3 separate regions of the Homo sapiens genome follow, and regions 2 and 3 are each linked to region 1. Evidence: chromatin contacts called from ENCODE Hi-C or POLR2A ChIA-PET data. All regions are on one chromosome and are shown on one strand. Each heading gives the region's core, a stretch centred on a gene start or an enhancer-like site at or near the end of the contact. The rest is flanking DNA. Distances are from core to core; before and after follow the strand shown.

The links. A loop is a pair of places that touch in the nucleus more often than their neighbours do. ChIA-PET counts read pairs that join two places held with the same protein, here RNA polymerase II (POLR2A). Pooled maps may share reads with other maps.
Region 2: a loop to region 1 is called in a map with no recorded cell type, with 2.4 times the contacts of the local background. The contact joins the promoter of FAM184B here to the enhancer-like site in region 1. A Hi-C loop is called at or near these places in 4 of 37 single-sample maps with no recorded cell type and 2 of 50 pooled maps. POLR2A ChIA-PET finds 5 or more read pairs at or near these places in 2 of 52 experiments (H1 and T-cell).
Region 3: a loop to region 1 is called in a map of gastrocnemius medialis, with 3 times the contacts of the local background. The contact joins two enhancer-like sites. A Hi-C loop is called at or near these places in 1 of 168 maps with a recorded cell type or tissue (gastrocnemius medialis) and 3 of 50 pooled maps. POLR2A ChIA-PET finds 5 or more read pairs at or near these places in 8 of 52 experiments (BJ, MCF 10A, OCI-LY7 and 5 more).

Annotation. Positions count from the first base shown.
Region 1 is chr4:17,663,045-17,666,644 of GRCh38, forward strand. FAM184B (family with sequence similarity 184 member B) reads right to left here. Exons shown (of 18, transcript NM_015688.2): 8 at 1,518-1,615. Among named protein-coding and RNA genes, the nearest start is that of MED28, 50 kb to the left of the region's middle. Within about 2 kb of position 1,792, at least 2 of the 41 ENCODE cell types and tissues checked have a DNase peak (open chromatin) inside an H3K27ac peak, as active enhancers do; they include OCI-LY7, where a contact is called at or near this core.
Region 2 is chr4:17,779,828-17,783,427 of GRCh38, forward strand. FAM184B (family with sequence similarity 184 member B) reads right to left here and starts at 1,794. Exons shown (of 18, transcript NM_015688.2): 1 at 1,332-1,794. The coding sequence starts at 1,472.
Region 3 is chr4:17,594,242-17,597,841 of GRCh38, forward strand. LAP3 (leucine aminopeptidase 3) reads left to right here. Exons shown (of 13, transcript NM_015907.3): 8 at 1,169-1,293; 9 at 2,805-2,893. All of the region lies in intron 2 of MED28-DT (MED28 divergent transcript), which reads right to left. Among named protein-coding and RNA genes, the nearest start is that of MED28-DT, 19 kb to the right of the region's middle. Within about 2 kb of position 1,535, at least 3 of the 41 ENCODE cell types and tissues checked have a DNase peak (open chromatin) inside an H3K27ac peak, as active enhancers do; they include OCI-LY7, where a contact is called at or near this core.

The DNA of each region.
Region 1 (3,600 bases), core at 542-3,041:
CCGACCTCAGCCTCTTGAGTAGCTGGGACTACAGGCATGTGCCACCACGCTCAGCTAATTTTTGTATTTTTTTGTAGAGACAGGGTTTTGCCATGTTGCCCAAGCTGGTCTTGAACTCTTGGGCTCAAGCAGTCCACCAGCCTTGGCCTTCTAAAGTGCTAAGATTACAGACATGAGCCACCATGCCCGGCCTCACATATATCTTTTTTAGGGAAGTGCTTGTTTGAGTATTTTGTCCATTTAAAAAATAGGTTTGCAGCACATGACAAAGATGCCCTCTCTCACTCCTGTTCAACATAGTATTGGAAGTTCTGGCCACGGTAATCAGGCAAGAGAAAGAAATAAAGGGGATCCAAATAGGAAGAAAGGAAGTCAAACTATCCCTATTTGCAGATGACATGATCCTATATCTAGAAAACCCATAGTTTTCTATGCCCAAAATCTCCTTATGCTGATAAACAACTTCAGCAAAGTCTCAAGATACAAAATTGATGTGCAAAAATCACTAACATTCCTATACACCAGCAACATTCAAGCTGAGAGCCAAATCAGGAACACAATCCCATTCACAACACACACACACACACACACACACACACAAACTGTAGTTTGTGACAGAGCAATAACACCTGACCCTCACCCAGGAGTCAAGCTCATGTAAGTCCTGCTGATATGGTTAGGTTTTTTGCCCCCACCCAAATCTCATCTTGAGTTGTAATCCCCATAATCCCCACGTGTTGAGGGTGGGACTTTGTGGGAGGTGATTGGATCATGGGGGCCGTTTCCCCCATGCTGTTCTTGTGATAGTGAGTGAGTTTTCATGAAATCTGATGGTTTTATAAGTGTTTGTCATTTCCTTCTACACACTTTTCTCTCACCTGCCGCCATGTAAGATATGCCTGCTTCCCCTTCTGGCATGATTGTAAGTTTCCTGAGACCTCCCCAGCCAAGCAGAATTGTGAGTCAATTAAACCTCTTTCCTTTATAAATTACCCAGTCTTGGGGGATTCTTTATAGCGGTGTGGAAACGACCTAATATACCCGCAGAGCCTGATAGAGCCAATCATAAGGGTAGCTCATCTATGAGCTAAATCTTTGATATTTGGGGGTGTTTGTTAGAGCAGCAATAGCTGACTGACATAGGTGGTATAGGTGGGGATTTCCTCAGGATCACAAAGCTTCCTTATACCCCCTAATTAAAGAACACTTGGAAACATAGGGGCAGAGGTTTTGGACCAGTGCAAGTTTGAATCTTGGAAAGGTTTGCTAACTTCTTTGAGCTCCAGGTTCTTAAGCTAAAAAATGGCTTCTCTGGGTTGTTGTAACAATTAAGTAACACAGTTTATGTGAAGCCCATAGCTGTGCTGAAGACATACAAGATATGCTTGTTGCCTCCCCAAGCATGCTGCAAGGAGCAGTGATAAATACTTGAGGATAGAATGAATGAATGGATGAATCCTTCCACATCTGAGTCCTCATTCAATGGAGCACTCAGAAGTCTGCATGTCCTCCTGTACCTTTCTTCTTCATCACTGCTGGTTCCTTCTTCAGCTGCTAACTTATCTTGATACTCCTCTCCTCTCGGCGAAGTTTCATCCAGCTTCAAGCATGGATCCTAAGGCCAAAAAAGAAAAAGAAAAAAAAAAAAAAGGCAAGATGAGCTTAAGTACAGCTTCATGATTCAACCTGTGGCTTATTCAAATCAGAGAGCAGAGAAGAGGGAGCCCCCAGCAACCCACTATCGGTGCCCTGCTTGCAGGGGATGCCAAGGCTTGTGATGATGACGTGACTAGAACAGTGCCTGGCTTACTATGATTAATGCCAGCCCTGAGCCCTGTATCCTGTTTTTCAGTCTATGAAGCATTTCACACTGCTGACAAAACTAAAGCATAAAGAGGGGAAGTAACCTGGCTAGGGTGCCACCATCAGGGAGGAGTGGAAATGAAATATGCAACCGGATAATAGGACCCTGGGGACTGAACTCTTGACCACTTCCTGGTATGGTTCCATGCATAACCCTCAGAGAGAGGTCCTTGTTTCCTTGTTAAGCCTGCTGCACGGGGCTGTTGTGAGGACCTGAGAACAATGCTGGCTCATGGCTAGTGGTCAGTAAGTGTGAGTGAATGGTGTTACTATTATATCCGTTTAAGAGTTTGTAGTCTGCTGTGTCCCATTATGTAGAATCAGAAAACATGGAACTTGCTGAATGACCAGAAATGGGGTATGGGAGAAGAATATGGGAACGATTAGTTAACAATGAGGCTTCTGAATATTTTCTGAGTTGAATTTGCTCATGTTATCATTCTCTCCTTCCCACAGAGATACACAGGTGAAAAAGACCTTGTTATTTTGATTTTTCTATTTGTCATAACCACACTGTCCATGAAAACAGTATAAGACAGGGTAGGAACAGATTTGTCTCACGAAATAGTGATAATTGTAACCTGTGCTTTTCATTAACTAGTTGTATGGCCTTGAGCCAGCTTCTTCCCTTTTTTGGACCTGAGTTTCATCAACTGTGAAACAAAGGGGCTGGCTTATATCTGTAGTGAAACTGTGTTCCAGGGATCCTGGGAGGTGTCTCAGGGGTAGGAAGGGGCAGAGCTGAGGCTGGAGGGTAGGGCCTTGGGCTCCCATCCACCCTTGATCTGGAACAAAACTGCTTTTATTGCCTTTCCACATACTGTATTATCTATAAAAGGCCATCAATGTCAAGACCAATGAAGACCTCCACATTGCCAAATCCAATGGTCGATTCTTGGGTCTGCACTAACGGGGACTCCCAGCAGAACTGGAAATATTGATGATTCCTTCCTTTGTGCAGCCTTCATTCCTGGGCTTTCTCCTCCCCCCGCCCCCCAGTTGCTGCTTCTTAGTCTTCTCTGCTGAAGCCTCCTCCTCTCCTGCTTCTCAAACTACCACATGTGCAGAACCAAACTCTTGGTTTTACTCCTCCAAACAACAAGCATGCACCTGGCTCAGGGCTTTGCACTGGCTGTTCCCTCTTCCCTCTGATATTTGCATTCTTTGCTCCCTCACTTCACTCACTGCAACCAGCAGCTCATCCCTGGCTTAAAGCTTAGGCTCTGCTACCAGACGACCTGTGTTTAAATGCCAGATCTTTTACTTATTAACGATGTGACCTTGGGAAAATTACTTAGGTTTTCATGAGGATTAAATGAGCTGATACAATGTAAAGTCCTTAGAACAGTATTAGGTACCTAAGGAACACTCAACACTCAAGTTTATTCCCTGGAATTCTTTTTTTTTTTTTTTTGAGATGGAGTCTCACTCTGTCACCCAGGCTGATGTGCAGTGGCGCAATTTCAGCTCACTGCAACCTCTGTCTCCCAAGTTCAAGCAATTCTCCTGTCTCAGTTTCCCAAGTAGTTGAGACTGCAGGTGCATGCCACTGTGCCTGGTTCTTTTTTTTTTTTTTTTTTTTTTTTTGGTATTTTTAGTAGAGACGGGGTTTCACCATGTTGCCCAAGCTGGTCTTGAACTCCTGAACTCAGGTGATCTGCCCACCTCCGCCTCCCAAAGTGCTGGGATTACAGACGCAAGTCACCATGCCTGGACTCCCTGGGATTTTTGTTCCCT
Region 2 (3,600 bases), core at 544-3,043, 120 kb after region 1:
CAAATCTTGTTTCTTTAAAACTATTTTAGATTCTTTGAAGATAGAGAAGATGCCTTGCACTGTGCCAAGTGCCTTTTCAGGTACTTGAATAAATACATGTTTTGGTTGATGTCACTATTTACATGAATGTAGGTTAGATCAATAGTACCAGCTATACATGTCAAGAACGCTAAGGGCTATCTCCAGTCTCTTTTTTCATTCCTTGACCAAAGAGAGCCCTGTTTGGAGACAGGCTCACGTGCAAAGAATGTGAAGTTAATGAGACAGGTGGGAGAAGGCGGCTAGTGTTCAATTCCAAGCCCCTGTGCTCTATTCCTCCTGGCAAAATAGTGAGGTTGGCGGGACAGGGGGAGGGGAATGTCTGTGATCCCACAAAAAAATGTGTGGGAAGTGAGAGGGAGATGGTGAGGAAAGAGAGCATGTTCCAGACGCTACAGGACAGACCTGGACCTGACCTCTCCCTGGCGGGCATGGCACCAGGAGTTTATTATGAGACCGAAAGGAAACCCCAAGGCAAACAGCTAAATTCATCCACTTGAAACCTTGTATAGGAGACAGTGAGGGATGTTGTTTTCCATCTAGACAAGGCACAGAGGGGAGTCTGTGACAAGGAGCTTCTAATTGGGGAGCTGCAGAGGGTTAACAAAGAGCACTGGTGGCATCTTTTTGCTGGTCTTCTTGAAAAAGACATAGTCTGGGAAGGTTCAATCAGAGCCCCCTGCACGAGGTAAGGAGGTGGGCTGGCTGACTTCCCTAGGTCCTTCCTAATCCCATAGTTATTTGGTGAATCGTGCTCTTCCCCATTTATGCTCCTACACACGTCTGCACCCAGTTTGATAGTAAGTCCCCTAGGCTGCATTCCAGGTTTAGTACGGTGCCACGCAAGCTGCTGGCACTCAACAAATGACGCAAATATTTGTTGAATGAAGGAATAAATGGATCAAGTGTTTAAATAGAGCCCACATGACCTCCCCAGCTGTAAAGTATGGCAGTTGAATGAAATCACAACATTCTAGGCACTTGAGCAAAGCTGGCGGGGACACACACACACACACGATTCACATTCCCACCTTGGAAAAGCACAGACCACCTGCCCAGCCAGCAGGCTGTGGGAGTTTCCTTGGCAAGGATCCTCTTTCTCTGCTGCTTTAGGATGGTGCCTCTAGAAGGTCAAGTCACCCAGATTTAGGACCGCTTCCCTTCCCGGTTGGCCTCCGAGACAAAGTTTCTGTCTGGATTTGGCCCGGGCCTCCCGGGAGGCGCATCCGCACTGACTCCCGGCTCGGGCGCCCCGGGCGTGCAGCTCGCTGGCCCGCTGCGCCCCACCTTACCTTGGTGAGCTGGGCGATCTTCTTGCACATTTTCACGTGCATCTGGGGATCACAGTCCATTCTCCAGCCGGCGCCACCGTCGGCTTTGGAGCCCTGGCAAGTGCCGGGCGGGTTAATTTTGCTGTTGAGAGCAGAAGCCATCGCTAAAACGCGCCCAGCACTCAGACTCTCTCGTTTTCTCCCTGCCCACCGTGTGCACGTGCGTGCGCGCGCGGGCGTGCGAGCGTGTGGGTTTCTCGGGAGAGGTGGCACTGCAGTCCCGTCGCCTGCACCGCCGCGTGGCCCCAGCTTCCCGAAGGTCTCCGCCTCCCGGGCCCACCCGCGCGCCCACCCTTTTTCCTCTCCTGCTGGTTCTCTGGCTGGCTGGCTCCGCGGGCACCCGCACCCTGCGGCGAGGCGTCGGCGCCCCGCACGTGCCGCTGGCGATCAGTCTGCAGTTCCCCAGCCAGTGCAGGTTTCGTGTGCAAGGGGAGAGCTTCCGCGGCTAGGAGCTGCCGGCCTTGGGGGGTTTGCGGTGGGCGGGCACTGCGCTCTTGGACACGTGGGTGGCGCGCGGCCCTGGACTTGGTGGCGACGGACCCTGCCCGAGGTGGGGATCCCAGGCTAAAGAGGAAGAAGAGCCTCCGGAGAGGGACAGGGCACAGTGACTGGCGGCCTCCGGAGAGGGACAGGGCACAGTGACTGGCGGCTCCCGAGTCTCCGAGCTGATAGCGGAGATGGCGGTGGGGGACGAGATGCTAAGAGAGGGGCGGGTAGGTGAGGGCGAGCCATCGGGACTCAAGGAGGTGTGGGATCCGGGGCGCACGGTGTGGGCCAGCGCCTGAGTTGCGCGAGTGCACAGCGGGGCTGGGGATGGTAGCCTTCCTTTTTGGATCTTGGAGAGGAGCCAGGACATTGCGGGAGGAATACCGGAGATGCCCAAAGAGGAGAAGCCAAGGGGATGGCAGGGTGCGGGTGACCGAAATCTGAGATGAGAAAGTGCGAAACGGGTAATGCGGGAAGCGGTAGGAACGCAAAGACAAAGTCGTTAGGGAGGTAGAAAGGATGGTGGCAGGTGCGGGAAAGGAAGAAGCAAAGAGGAATGGAGCAGTTAGATGAGTAAAAGATGGAACTGAAAATCTTAGCAAACCGAGCCCATTGAAAGTAAAGTGAGTCGTCCAAATCCACACTACTGGCCTTGGGCAGACTGGAGCCAGACTGTCAAGTTTTCGGATTCTGAGCTGGTGTCTGTTTAGTGTTTGGTGAGGGGAGAGGTTAGCGGGCCAAATTTCTTTCTGGCGTGTTCTCTGGTTTCAGACAGTGGACTTTAAGGGAAAGTGACAGCACCGTGATCAGCTTTTCCTAAAGCTCGAATAATAGGTCTTCATGATAGTTTGCATAGTGAATGTATATCATTTATACATTGCCTTTTATCAGAAATTTTAATAATCTTCATAAACCAAGCAAGCTTCAAAGGGTCTCAGAAACCACAGTTCCACCCATCCATACTGAAGGTAACAAAACCCATTTTTGTCGATGAGGAAAATTGACCCAGAAAATTTGTACCAAGTCAGGCAATTACAAGTAGAACTGTTTCTGAAATAGACATTCCTATTCTAGATTCTGTATCAAATGACCGGCCTCGGTTTTTGATTTCTAATTTACCATCTTAAGTTCTCTTTTTAGCACAACCCCTCCCTCCCCCAGTTCCTTTAGAAAACAGAGACAAAGCCTCTGAGGATGGGGGTCAGGGGGTCAGGAATCCACATTAAACAGCTCTCTGCTTAATTCCAAATTGTGTATTTAGAATATTTTCTGCAGGATCTTAATATATACTAAATTTTACAGGAATTCAACCACTGTGTAAACTAGAGGAAAATTAGCCTTTTTGGTCAAGAACTTTACTAAAAGTTGTTGACCATTTTGGAAAATCACATCAAGGGCCAGGTGGCTCATGATATTTGGTTGCCAATACAACACACTTATTTATTTATTTTTTTTATTTTTTTGAGACAGAGTTTTGCTCTGTCACCCAGGCTGGAGTGCAGTGGCATGATCTCGGCTTACTGCAACTTCTACTTCCTGAGTTTAAGCCATTCTTGTGCCTCAGCCTCCAGAGTAGCTGGGATAACAGGCATGCACCACCACGCCCGACTAATTTTTGCATTTTTAGTAGAGATGGGGTTTCTCCATGTTGGCCAAGTTGGTCTCAAATTCCTGGCCTTGAGTGATCCTCCCACCTAGGCCTCCCAAAGTACTGGAATTACAGGTGTGAGCCACCGTGCCTGGC
Region 3 (3,600 bases), core at 285-2,784, 69 kb before region 1:
ATGTGGCAGGTGGACAGAAGAAAAACTTCAAATACAACAGCGTGTTCCCTTTGTCCATGGGGTTTACCCATGTTATTTTTCTTCTTTGAGCCAGGGGATCATCTTTAATTCTTGGTGAACATGCCAACCATCTAAGTAACAAGTGCTTCTGAGGTAAGTGAGAATTAGGATTTAATTTTGAAGGAAAGCAGACTTCAGAGCAGCAGGCAGACCTCTCTCCAGTGAGCCACCAGGGCACATGAGCAGCAGATCTCAATTAGAACTTAGAGTCGAAGCCCCTGGCTCTGTGCTTGGCCTGTGAAGCATGTTGCTTCTGGACTCCTACGGACTGGAAGCAGAAAAACCACTAGCTAGTTAGAAGCCTCTGGGGGTCAGGTAGTTTGGTTTCTTGCTAATTGCAGCCTTATTCAGTTCTCATGTTGAAGTACTGTCTCTCAGCCATTGGGCCTGTGCCTCATTTAGGTTGTATTTTGCCATCAGCAGGATATAGCACACCTTGTGCAGTGTTGGAAGGAAATGTTAGCCCTCTGTCCTGTCGGTTTCAGAGAAATGCCTCCAGTCATCTCTGTGAGCTCATCAGCTTTTCTTAACAGCTCATGACCTTCACGTTCCATAAGTTGATCAATTCATAAAATTTGCTGAATAGACTATGTGGGTGTCAGGAGTTAATCAGACAATACAGAGATGGAATTTGCACAGTCTTGATTTTATGATATAGTAATGTTTCCAGTGGCACTGTTTAAATTTCATTCAAGTAGAAATAAAATGAGCTAAAGGCTGGGCGCGATGGCTAATGCCTGTAATCCCAGCACTTTGGGAGGCCGAGGCTGGCGGATCACGAGGTCAGGAGATCGAGACCATCCTGGCTAACAAGGTGAAACCCCATCTCTACTAAAATCACAAAAAAATTAGCCAGGCATGGTGGCAGCTGGGACTACAGGCGCCCACCACCACACCCGGCTAATTTTTTTGTATTTATAGTAGAGATGGGTTGCACCGTGTTAGCCAGGATGGTCTCGATCTCCTGACCTCGTGATCCGCCCACCTCGGCCTCCCAAAGTGCTGGGATTACAGGCGTGAGCCACCGTGCCCATCTGTACTTTTTAAATAAAGTGATTTTGGCCATCTTCTTTGCTCTTAATATTGCACGTTGTCCATTTCCCCATAGTGGTGGTATCTCCATCAAGGCTTCTGCAAATATGGACCTCATGAGGGCTGACATGGGAGGAGCTGCAACTATATGCTCAGCCATCGTGTCTGCTGCAAAGCTTAATTTGCCCATTAATATTATAGGTAAGTGGGGTAACGGATTACATCTCATAACGCTTCTGGATTCTAGCCAGGTGGGAGAAGAGAGACAACAGATATGATTTCCCCTAATCTGAAAAGATAAGAAATGATTTTTAAATAGTCATCAAGCAGTAGCTATTTAGCCCAGATAAGTGTTTTACTGTCTGAGCTGATTGAGCTAAATGTATCTTGCAACCAGTGGGCTGTAACTGGAATTGATTTGTTTCACTTCTGCAAAAAGTGGCTAGCAGTCAGGGGCACATAATGTCAAGTTTGTAGTTGACATTATGAAACTTGCTGGGTACTTGGGGTGGCAGGACGTTGCTGGCTCATTGACTGATTGCTTCGTAGGATTGTGGCCGGTGAAATGGCACAACACACAGAAAGTGCCTAGAACAGAAAAAGTGCTCATTATGTGGCAGTTCTTAGTAATGGAAGATACAAACTCCCAGGCACAGTACTGGGAGTTTGTATAATAGCATTGCTCATACTCATTTCAGAGGAGACGGGGAAGGAGGAGAGAGTCTTAGGTTAAATAATAATGCCCTGACTCTTGTCCATTGCACAAGGAAGGTAGAATTGGAATCCAGGTCTCAGACATGCCCCCCTCCTTCACTATCATAGTCCTTTTTTTTCCTGAACTATTTAAAAGTCAGTTGCAGACATCACGACACGTCCTCTAAGAAAAAGGACATTCTATGTAATGACAAAACCATTATCTTTTCCGAGGATTAATTCAGTAACCTAATTCAAGTTTCCAGTTGTGTAAAAAATGTCCATTTTATTTATTTATATTTAGGTTTTTTTGGTTTTTTGGTTTTTTTTGAGATGGAGTTTCGCTCTTGTTGCCCAGGCTGGAGTGCAATGGCGCGATCTTGGCTCACCACAACCTCCACCTCCCGGGTTCAAGTGATTCTTCTGCCTCAGCCTCTTGAGTAGCTGGGATTACAGGCATGCGCCACCATGCCTGGTTAATTTTGTATTTTTAGTAGAGACGGGGTTTCTCCATGTTGATCAGGCTGGTCTTGAACTCCTGACCTCAGGTGATCTGCCCGCCTTGGCCTCTCAAAATGCTGGGATTACAGGCATGAGCCACCGCGCCTGGCCTATATTTAGCTTTTAAATCCAGAAACTAATCAAGGACCACACATTGCTGTTGGTGCCCCTTTAGATTTCTTGATTCTAGACCCTATTCCTGTTTTCTTCCACGGCATTAGCAGTTTTGAAGGGTCTAGGCTTGTTTCATGATATTCTGCAATTTGTATTTATTTGAATTGCTTCTTCTTGATTAGAATCAAGTTAGACTTCTTTGGGAAGAATGCTACATGGGTGATGTGTACTTCTTGTTGCTGACACATCATGTCAGTTGTGTCATTGGTGATGTTAAATTTGATCAGTTCGTTAAGGTGGCCTTTGTGTCTTGCTTCTCATGGCTCACAGGTGGCCTCTTGTCCCATAGGTGGCATGTTTGGACCCAGTATATACTGTGTGCCTTCATATATTATTTCCAATAGGTCTGGCCCCTCTTTGTGAAAATATGCCCAGCGGCAAGGCCAACAAGCCGGGGGATGTTGTTAGAGCCAAAAACGGGAAGACCATCCAGGTTTGTAAATGTGAGACACAGCACTCCCCATCCAGCGTTCCTCAGGAATCCCGTGGTGGCCACATAACCACAGCTAGGATGCGTGCAGAGCCCCAGAACCATATTAGGGGAGGGTGCTGTCTTTAGTGCTGGGTAGCCTTTCTTTTCCTTCCCTTTCCTGAAATGGGGTCTCGCTGCATCACCCAGGCTGTAGTGCAGTGGCGTGATCATGTCTCACTGCAGCCTTGACCTCCCCAGGCTCAGGTGGTCCTCACACCTTAGCGACCTGAGTAGCTGGGACCACAGGTGCGTGCCACCATGCCTGGCTAGCTTTTTGTAGACACAGGGTTTTGCCATGTTTCCCAGGCTGGTCCCAAACTCCTAGACTCAAGTGATCTGCCCACCTTGTTCTCCCAAAGTGCTAGGATTACAGGCGCGAGCCACCATTCCCGGCCCCTGAGTAGCTTTTCTTGCAAAGGCAGAAGTATCTTTTTTGGGGGATTTTGAAGAATGTTTTTCCAGACTTATTGTTCCTCCCATTTCCTGTATGCTATACATGTGTATACACACGTTTCCATGAATTTGCTGCCAGCCCTGCAGAGGGCGGCAAAGCAGTAAAATTGTGGGCTATCTTCTGGATATACCTGTGCTATGAGTGACTTTTTTCCATTGTAGGTGTTGAGGTAGAACATACTGTCCTACATCATGGGCCCTGCACTGAAGGGGAT